Regions from separate parts of the Homo sapiens genome. Here region 1 is linked to region 2. A link is an interaction called in ENCODE POLR2A ChIA-PET data of the cell type or tissue named here. Cell type or tissue: PC-9. All regions are shown on one strand. Links, peaks and the distances in the headings refer to the core of each region. The heading gives the core; the rest is flanking DNA. Region 1 has its middle 21 kb from the start of TRIM25. Region 2 overlaps C17orf67 (chromosome 17 open reading frame 67).

Region 1 (4,383 bases), core at 384-4,383, 140 kb after region 2:
CCTTGTGATAATTTTCTTGTCTCCAGCTGTGGGTCTCCATCTGGGGCCACAGTGGCAGTGATGGCTTCTCCTATGCTGATGGTGGCCAGGCCAACATGATGGTAGGGATAGTCAGGGCTGGTCAGGGCATTCTGGTCCTAAACTACTAATTCCTTGCCCCTAAACCAACTGCTCTGTTGCAAAGCACTGGTATGCTCAAATGGCTCACATTACCTGCATTCCAAGACTTTGAGCTCTACAGCTCTGCTTACCCCAATGTACCCTACAAATATCATTATTTTATTTTATTTTTTCAAGACAGTCTTTGCTCTGTCATTTAGGCTGGAGTGCAGTGGTGCAATCATAGCTCACTGCAGCCTTGACCTCTTGGGCTCAAGTGATCCTCCCACTGCAGCCTCCTGAGTAGCTGAAATTATAGGCACACACCACCAAGCCCAGCTAATTTGTTTCTATTTTTCTGTAGAGATGCGGTCTCGCTATGTGCCCAGGCTGGTCTGGAATACCTGGCCTCCAGCAATCCTCCCACCTCAGTCTCCCAGTGTTGGAATTACAGGCATGAGCCACTGCACCCTGTCCAGACATTACCTTAATTGCCAATTTTTTTTTTTTGAGACCGAGTTTCGCTCTGTCACCAGGCTGGAGTGCAGTGGCGTGATCTAATTGCCACATTTTATATGATGAAACCCTGCCAAAACCCTGTAAATGGTGTCTCTAAATCTGGTCCCTTATCATGTGGGTTTGTGTTACTGCAAGGTTAATAAAATGATTGAGGCGAGCATCTGCAGAAGACAGGAGGCAAACACCATTCCCACTATATCCCAACTGCATTCCTCTGGGGTTTCACTGTGCTTATTTTCCTGTAATCTCTCACTAATCCATCTGTGAATGACTTCTCTCTCCTGTTCAATTTAATAACCCCACAAAACTGGGTTGGGTTTTTTTGTTTTGTTTTTGTGACAGTCTCACTCTGTCGCCCAGGCTGGACCACGGTGGTGCCATCTCAGCTCACTGCAACCTCCGCCTCCCAGGTTCAAGCAATTCTCCTGCCTCAGCCTCCCGAGTAGCTGGGATTACAGGCACCCGCCACCATGCCCAGATAATTTTTGTATTTTTAGTAGATAGAGACAGGGTTTTGCCATGTTGGCCAGGCTGGCCTCATACTCCTGACCTCAGTGATCTGCCCACCTTGACTTCCCAAAGTGCTAGGGTTACAGGCATGAGCCACCACACCCAGCTGCTGTTGTCTTAATATAACCTCTTTGAAAGTGGGATCATTTGTTTTAAGTGGCTAGAGCAGTGGGAAGAAAGCTATGTCAATTCAACATCAGAAGACACAACGGTTAGGAGACAATGGATGAATGTAGTCAGCAGAAATCTTCCAAGCCCTACAAGATAAAAGTATCTCTGATGAGAAATAGGTGACTGATTTCCTCCTACCCAAAGATGTAACTAGAGTTTAAATATGGCAGCTACATGAAATGTGGCACACATTGTTTGTAACAGATGAAAATAAATTTAAAAGGATGGGATGCAAGTTCTGCTGAAAATTTGGAGCAGGACCTTAGGCAAGTCACAAAATAGAAACATAAATAATAACATCTCATGCGCACTTAACGATGTACAAGGTCTTGTGCTAACTGCTTTGCATGCATCATCTCATTCCGTCCTCACCACACTACTGTTGGTGGGTACATTGATGAGGAAATTGAGGCTTAGAGGGGTTAGAACTTGCCTAAGGTGAAGTGACTAAGACCAAAGCAGAATTTGCACCTGGGTCATCACTGTGGCAGCCACATTCTAACCACTCACCATCTCTGTGATGTCATCTCCTCTTGAGTCTGTTGTCTCAGAAGTAAAGTGGAGGGTGGGGCTTCTTTATTTGGAAGGTGGCTTCTGGTTTTAACATTATAAGACCTTCCAATGGCCATAAGATCGGGTGCCTAAATTCCAGTTGAGACTCACTGTTTAGACCACTGCATTATTTCCTCATTGAGTCCATCAGAACACGGGAGATCCCAGCAGTAGATCCTTAAGTCATTTAATTAAAAAAAAAAAAGAACACGGGAGAGACATATTCTCATGGCTATCACATTCTCATGGGTACACCTGGTTGTTTCATGCACTGGGTGTTGATTGCACTCTTATATTTAGGCTGTGAACCTTTAGAGTGAACAACTATTTGAGGCAGGATGCAAATACCCTTTTGATTAAATTAATGTAACTTTTGCAGGCTGGGTGCGGTGGCTCATATCTGTAATCCAAGCACTTTGGGAGGCCGAAGTGAGCAGATCACTTGAGGCCAGGAGTTGCAGACCAGCCTGGCCAACATAGTGAAACCTGGTCTCTACTACAAATACAAAAAAAAGCCAGGTGCAATGGCGCACACCTGTAGTCCCAGCTGCTCAGGAGGCTGAGGCATCAAAATCGCTTGAGCCTGGGAGGCGGAGGTTGCAGTGAGCTGAAACCGTGCCACTGCACTCCAGCCTGGGTGACAGAGCAAGACTCTGTCTCAAAATATATATAACTTTTGCAAAGTGAAATGAATCCATCATAAGAATACCCCATGCTAATAACTCAGTCATTATTCTTTTTCTGAATATTAATGAGTTGAACTTTATTAATCACCCTCTTTTGAGTCTGATTAGAGGCTTAAGAGTAGATCAATACTTCTGCACATCTGCTGTGTGCCAGGGTCTAGTCTAGCATGATTTTAATTTTTCACTATAAGTCTGAGCATGGGTTAGGCCCATGCTGCAAATGAAGACACTCACCCTAGGTAACCTGGCTCAGATGTGGACCCAAATCTGACTTCAAAACCTGTTTTCTTTCCACGATGTCAGTGGTTCTCCAAGTGTGGTCTATGGACTCTTGCCCTCAAGACCCTTTTAGGGATCTGCAAGGTCAAAGCTACTATGATTATGTTGTCTTTTCACAGCATTGATGTTTGCTCTGATGGAGCAAAACCAATACGGAATGAACTGCTGCACTTCAGCATAAATCTGCTAGTGAGTGGCACCACTGGGCCACGCACTCATAGTAAGGGGCAAAGCCAACTGCCCTTAATATCCTTGATAGAGTAACAATTATTAACATTATTAAGTCTTGACCCTTAGAGACACACCTTCATAAGAATACATAAGCACTTCTGCATTCCATAATACAATGGTTGTCTCAAGGAACAGCACTTATGCAATTATTTGAATTGTAAGCTCAACTAGCCACATTTTTCATGAAAATACCATTTTTACTTGAAATACTGACAGAAAACTTGTGGTCATTCAGACTTGGGGATTGGTATACATTTTCTTTTTTGAGACGGAGTCTCGCTCTGTTGCCCAGGCTGGAGTGCAGTGACACGATCTCCACTCACTGCAACCTCCACCTCCCGGGTTCAAGCAGTTCTCCCTACCTCAGCCTCCCAAGTAAGTGGGATCACAGGCACGTGCCACCACGCCCAGCTAATTTTTGTATTTTTTAGTAGAGATGTGGTTTTGCCATGTTGGCCAGGCTGGTCTTCCAAAGTGCTGGAATTACAGGCGTGAGCCACTGTGCCCGGCCCACATTTTCTTGACAATAAAGTGAGCCACTTAATTCAAGAACAAACAGTATTTGTTGCCAATGAAAAACTGAGCTTTCAAGCAAAAATTAGAATTTTGGAAAACTTGTATCTGCCATCGTGAGCTGACAACTTCCCAATACTTAAGACTTTCCTGATAAGATCACATATTTGGCAATATTAACAAATGCAATTTTAAAATATCGCTTAATTAAATGTGTCAAGATTTAGAAGATGACAGGTTTCCAGCAAGTTCTGCTGGTGCAGTATCGTGGTGACTCCTCATGTCCTTCAGTGAGGTAGAGCCATGCCTTCCCAAAGGAGTCTGCTCACAGCCTGAGGGCAGAGTCTGGGGGCTCTTCCTTGGGTGTATATCTCAGCCCCCGGGTAGTAGCTGGTTCTTGTATCTGCTATTCCTGTATTTTGAGTTCTCTTTACTTCTTACTAGCCAGTTCCTCATCACTCCGATCCCAGTGAGAATCAGGAATTCTTTATATTAAACTCTTCCTGTTTGGATCACTATGTGGTTTCTCCCTCCTGATTAGACCTACACTGACATAGCAGGTCTTGTAAGCAAGAGCTGTGAACAGTCAAGTGGGGAGAAAAACACATCAGTGCATTCATTACAATGAAGCGAAGGGCACAAAGGAGAGGTACATGTTCCTGCCTGTCTTGGTTTGTGAACTGCAAAAGGTTGTCAAGCTGACATTGGGGGAAGAAGACTTAAGGAAAAAGTTTGCAACAGCTGCTGTTAAGTATAAAGAAGTGGAAAATTAGAACCAAATGGTATCCACGTGTTGAGTGGGCTAGTTCTTTTGCCTGTGAAA
Region 2 (4,396 bases), core at 319-4,318:
AAAGTTAGCTGAGCATGGTGGTGTGCACCTGTAGTCCCAGCTACTCTGGAGGCTGAGGCAGGAAAATCACTTGAACCTGGGAGGCGGAGGTTGCAGTGAGCCAAGATCATGCCACTGTACTCCAGACTGAGTGACAGAGTGAGACTCCATCTCAAAAAAAAAAAAGTGGGGGGGAGAGAGAGAGAGAAAGGAAGAGACCACTAAAAGTAAATTTAATACCAATGTTTATTAGGGCAGAAAAGAAGAGGAAAAAAATAGAGGACAAAACAACTCAGCAACCCCAAGTGGTATGCTTCACTACTCTGAACAAGGATTCCCCAAATTCCTTAGGGCAGGCAGCCTGCCCCAACTCCTGGTCTGGGAGTTCCAGCTCCATCAACCCCAGGTAAGATTCTGGTTGTTCCCACTCTTGCAAACTGATGGGAAGACCTTTGGGAGGTGTCTATGCTTTAAGCTATTGGTTTTAGTGATCTATGCAGGTTAGTAAAATGAAGCAGTATATATATTTGCCATTTCCAAGGCAATCTTTGATATGCCCACAGTTCACGAGGTCTGAAGACATCCATTTCTGCAATTTAAAAACAAGTGAAAGAAGCAGCCTTGTCTTGCTTCGACATTATCCAGCTTGTTGTCTATTAAAATGCTTGCTGAAAAAGAACAAGAAAATAACATTAGGATAATGATAATGATTGTGATGGTAGTGGTGGTGGTGGTGATGATGGTGTGGCAGTGATGGTGATGATGGTGATTGTGGTGGTGGTAATAGTGATGATGGTTATGATGGTGGTGGTGGTGATGATAATGATGATAGTGGTGGTGGTGGTGGTGGTGGTGGTGATGATGGTGTGGCAGTGATGGTGATGATGGTGATTGTGGTGATGGTAATAGTGATGATGGTTATGGTGGTGGTGGTGATAATGGTGATGTGGTGGTGGTGGTGATGGTGCTGATGGTGGTGATGGTGATGATGGGGTTGATGGTGATGATGGTGGCAATGGTGACGATGATGATGGTGGTGATGGTGAGGTGGTGGTGGTGGTGGTGGTGGTGGTGGTGGTGGTGGTGGTGGTGGTGGTGGTGGTGGTGGTGGTGGTGGTGGTGGTGGTGGTGGTGGTGGTGGTGGTGGTGGTGGTGGTGGTGGTGGTGGTGGTGGTGGTGATGGTGGTGGTGGTGGTGGTGGTGGTGATGGTGGTGGGGGTGATGGTGGTGGTGATGATGGTGTGGGTAATGGTGATGATGGTGGCGATGGTGGTGATGGTGATGGTGATAGTGATGGTGATGATGTTGGTGGTGGTGATTGTGATGATGATGATGAAGAACAAGAAGGAGGAGGAGGAGAGGGGAAAAGGAGGAGACTAAGGAAGAGGACGAGTAGACCAAGGAAGAACAAACACCATCCAGCTATCATTTTCTGAGCACTTCCTTTGTGTGCCAGGGCAACACTAACTATTTTCCAGGCATTGACTTTTTTAATCCTAGAATCATAAGGAAGGAGCCATTACTATCCTCATTTTACAAATGAGGAAATTATTCAATTAGGCATTTTTTTCTAAGGTTATTCAGCCAGTGACTGGAGGACTCATTATCTGAAGGCTGTCTGACTCCCAATTCCAAGTTAACACATTTCTCCAGCCACCGCTTCCTTGTCTTTATGTAAGTGGGAGCTGCCTGGAGTGAGGCCTCTGAGGAACCCTGTGTTTGCAGGAGCTAGGCACCCAAGCTCACCAGCAGTGCCTGTCCTACCAAGAATCAGAGGCCTCAGTCACCCTTGGAGGGTACTACTGTGGGGCTGAACCCAGAAACCTCTCCTTTAACTTCAACTGCACAACAGTAATAAGTGCTTTTATATTTAGAGTCACTTACTATGCACCAGGCTCCCTAGACATCATTATTACCCCAACTTACAGAGGCAGAAGCAAAGAGTCAGTGAGGTTAGGCAACTTGCCCAAGGGCACAGAGCTGGAAATCAGAAAGTCAAACTCAGCTCTGGCCAGTTCCAGAGCCTAAGCATCCAATTACTCCACAGTGCTGTTTTCTGGAAGAAGCCAAGTGAGGGCTTCCAGTGCTAAAAGACAAAGGCCCTTGGTGCAGGGGAGGCCAGCACCCTGGGAGTTGGGAGCCAAGCCCAGACACACCAGAACCCTGACCTAGAATAGAGCTCCAGCAGCTGGAAGAATTAGAAGAGGGATGTAGCCCATCCCTACCCCTCAAAAGCAGAACTTCTATTCCACTGCCAGCAGGTGATCCTCTCATTATCTGTGAAAGCTCCCTCAGAGTGATTTCATGCCCACACACACACAGGACTGTGCAACACGGTCCACATAAAGCATGCAGATTTACGGTGGTCAGAAGCCTAGCATACCAACCACTGCTTAGCCTGAGTTAGTAGCTTAATCATGCTCAATTAGTTCCTCTTTAAAATGGGGTTAAAGTGCATGCCCTGCAATGACACCAGGGTATTAAGAGGATCATGTGAGGCAATTTATGTTACATTATAAAGAGTGATTAATAGGAGCGTCCCTGTGTCAATTCACAGTAGCACAAAATAAACAACAAAGGTATAAGATTTCTCTTAACCACAAAGATAAACTACCTGATTATATCTTGTCCTGCTTGGTCCACAAAACTTACAGAGGAGAAATGAAATTCACTGGGCTTACCCTCTGAAGGAATTTTGCTACCTTATCTAACAGGATTTGGAAAGGGGGGAAGATGATGAGGACAGACAGGGAGAAGCAAACAGCCTCATCTAGGCACAGAGGTACAGAGTTGGGGGCATGCAGGGTGTGGGGGGAAAGCTGGGCAGTACCCTGCTGGTGGGCTGAAAACAGAAGCCCCAGGGAAAGGGAAAGACAGAGGGTGGGCTGGGCAGATTGGCAGCCTTGAAGGCTGCAGGAAGGCAGTAGGGAACAGGAGCGAGATCTGGGAAAGAAGTTGTTGATCCTGATGACAGTGGTGATGATCATGGTAGATGTCACAGGTTGACTCCACGAATGCTGAGCCCACCTGAAGAGACCCAAGTCTCAACAAAACACACTTCTCCACATTTGGGGTCCAGAGAGAGCTTTTCTGCATGGCAAATAGGGTCACGTCCCTCCCCATTCGGGATCACTTTGTGATTCAATAAAAGTTGGGCTCCCCCATTTGTCCCCCAGTGCTCCTCTCAACCTGGCTCCCCACTATGTCTCCTGCCTCACTCTTGCCACCCCCATTCCAAACCCATAACCAGCTAACCAGCTGGCCCCCCTGAGGCATGGTCTGGAAAGTCTCCCAGCCCATGCCATGCTGTCCCCCACCACTCCCTCAGACAGAGGTCCGGGAGAGAGAAGGAGACGTACCGAGGCTGGTCCTGATCCCCTTACACAGGATGAATCCTGTTCCTGTCACAGTGGGGTTTGCAGTGAGGGTTCAGCCAGTGCTCCAGGAACTGCTCCTCAGCGCGATGCTCCAGGGCGAGCAGGTGGTGCATGTATTCCTGTCAAAACAAACCACACTGAAGAAGGCTTCACCCACAGTGACAGCCAAGGGATCAATATGCGTGGTGTGGCTCTGGCTCCCTAGACAGGGCAGGATGGGAGGACAGGCAGGGAGAAGAAATCAACGGCCACACCCATGCCTCTCTGTAGGGAAGACCAGTCAGACTGACCCACCCAGTGGGCAAAATAAAGAAGTCTGACAATACTAAGTGCTGAGCGGGTGGATTTCCATGAAAACATGGGACAACAACTTCAGAAAACATCTGATTGCCTGCAATCTAGAAATTTCACTCCTACTTTATACCCTAGCGCAGTGGACGTCAAACTTTATCAGATATCAGAGTCACCTGATATCTGATATTACAACACAGATTGCTGGGCCTATCTTACAGTTTCTGACTCAGTGGGTCTTGGGTGGGACTTGAGAAGTTGCATTTCTAACAAGTTCCTAGCTAATAGTTATATTGCTAGTTGCTCTGAGAACAAAAGAAACTCTTATATCAGGAAAGGCATATAAAAATGTTTATAGCAGCAATAAATTTGTCATAGCAAAACACTGGAAACATGCCAAATAGCCACTTACAGGAGAATGAATCAATAAATTATGTTAGGGTTATGCCATGGACTATTATACAGCAGAGAACATAAATTATACTGTAGCTATATACAACAACATAGATGGGTCTTAGAAATAGCATACTGAGTGAAAAGTCCAAGTAACTACATTTATAGTGTGACACTATTTTTATAAAGTTCAAATATGTGTAACTAAATCATGTAATATATTACTTATGGCTATATGCATTTCTGATAAAATCATCTTTTTTAAAAGACAAGGGATAAGCAGAAGAAAGCTAGGGTTGCTATGCTAATATCAAACAAAAAGACTTTAAAATATAAAAATGTTACTAGAAATAGAG

Evidence for each region. ChIA-PET counts read pairs that join two places held together with the same protein. Peaks named below come from ENCODE experiments on the same cell type or tissue, not always from the same donor. Only the 100,000 strongest peaks of a DNase experiment are listed, where the experiment ranks them.
Region 1: POLR2A ChIA-PET joins it to region 2 with 8 read pairs; 3 of 35 experiments call an interaction of 5 or more read pairs at or near these places.

What each region holds. Positions count from the first base shown.
Region 1 is chr17:56,932,730-56,937,112 of GRCh38, forward strand. No RefSeq gene overlaps it. Among named protein-coding and RNA genes, the nearest start is that of TRIM25, 21 kb to the left of the region's middle. In PC-9, for the core only: no CTCF peak of the experiment used is centred there; no DNase peak of the experiment used is centred there.
Region 2 is chr17:56,791,706-56,796,101 of GRCh38, forward strand. C17orf67 (chromosome 17 open reading frame 67) reads right to left here. Exons shown (of 8, transcript NM_001085430.4): 7 at 3,339-3,475; 8 at 208-647. The coding sequence ends at 3,359. Among named protein-coding and RNA genes, the nearest start is that of C17orf67, 40 kb to the right of the region's middle. In PC-9, for the core only: no CTCF peak of the experiment used is centred there; a DNase peak (open chromatin) is centred at 2,486.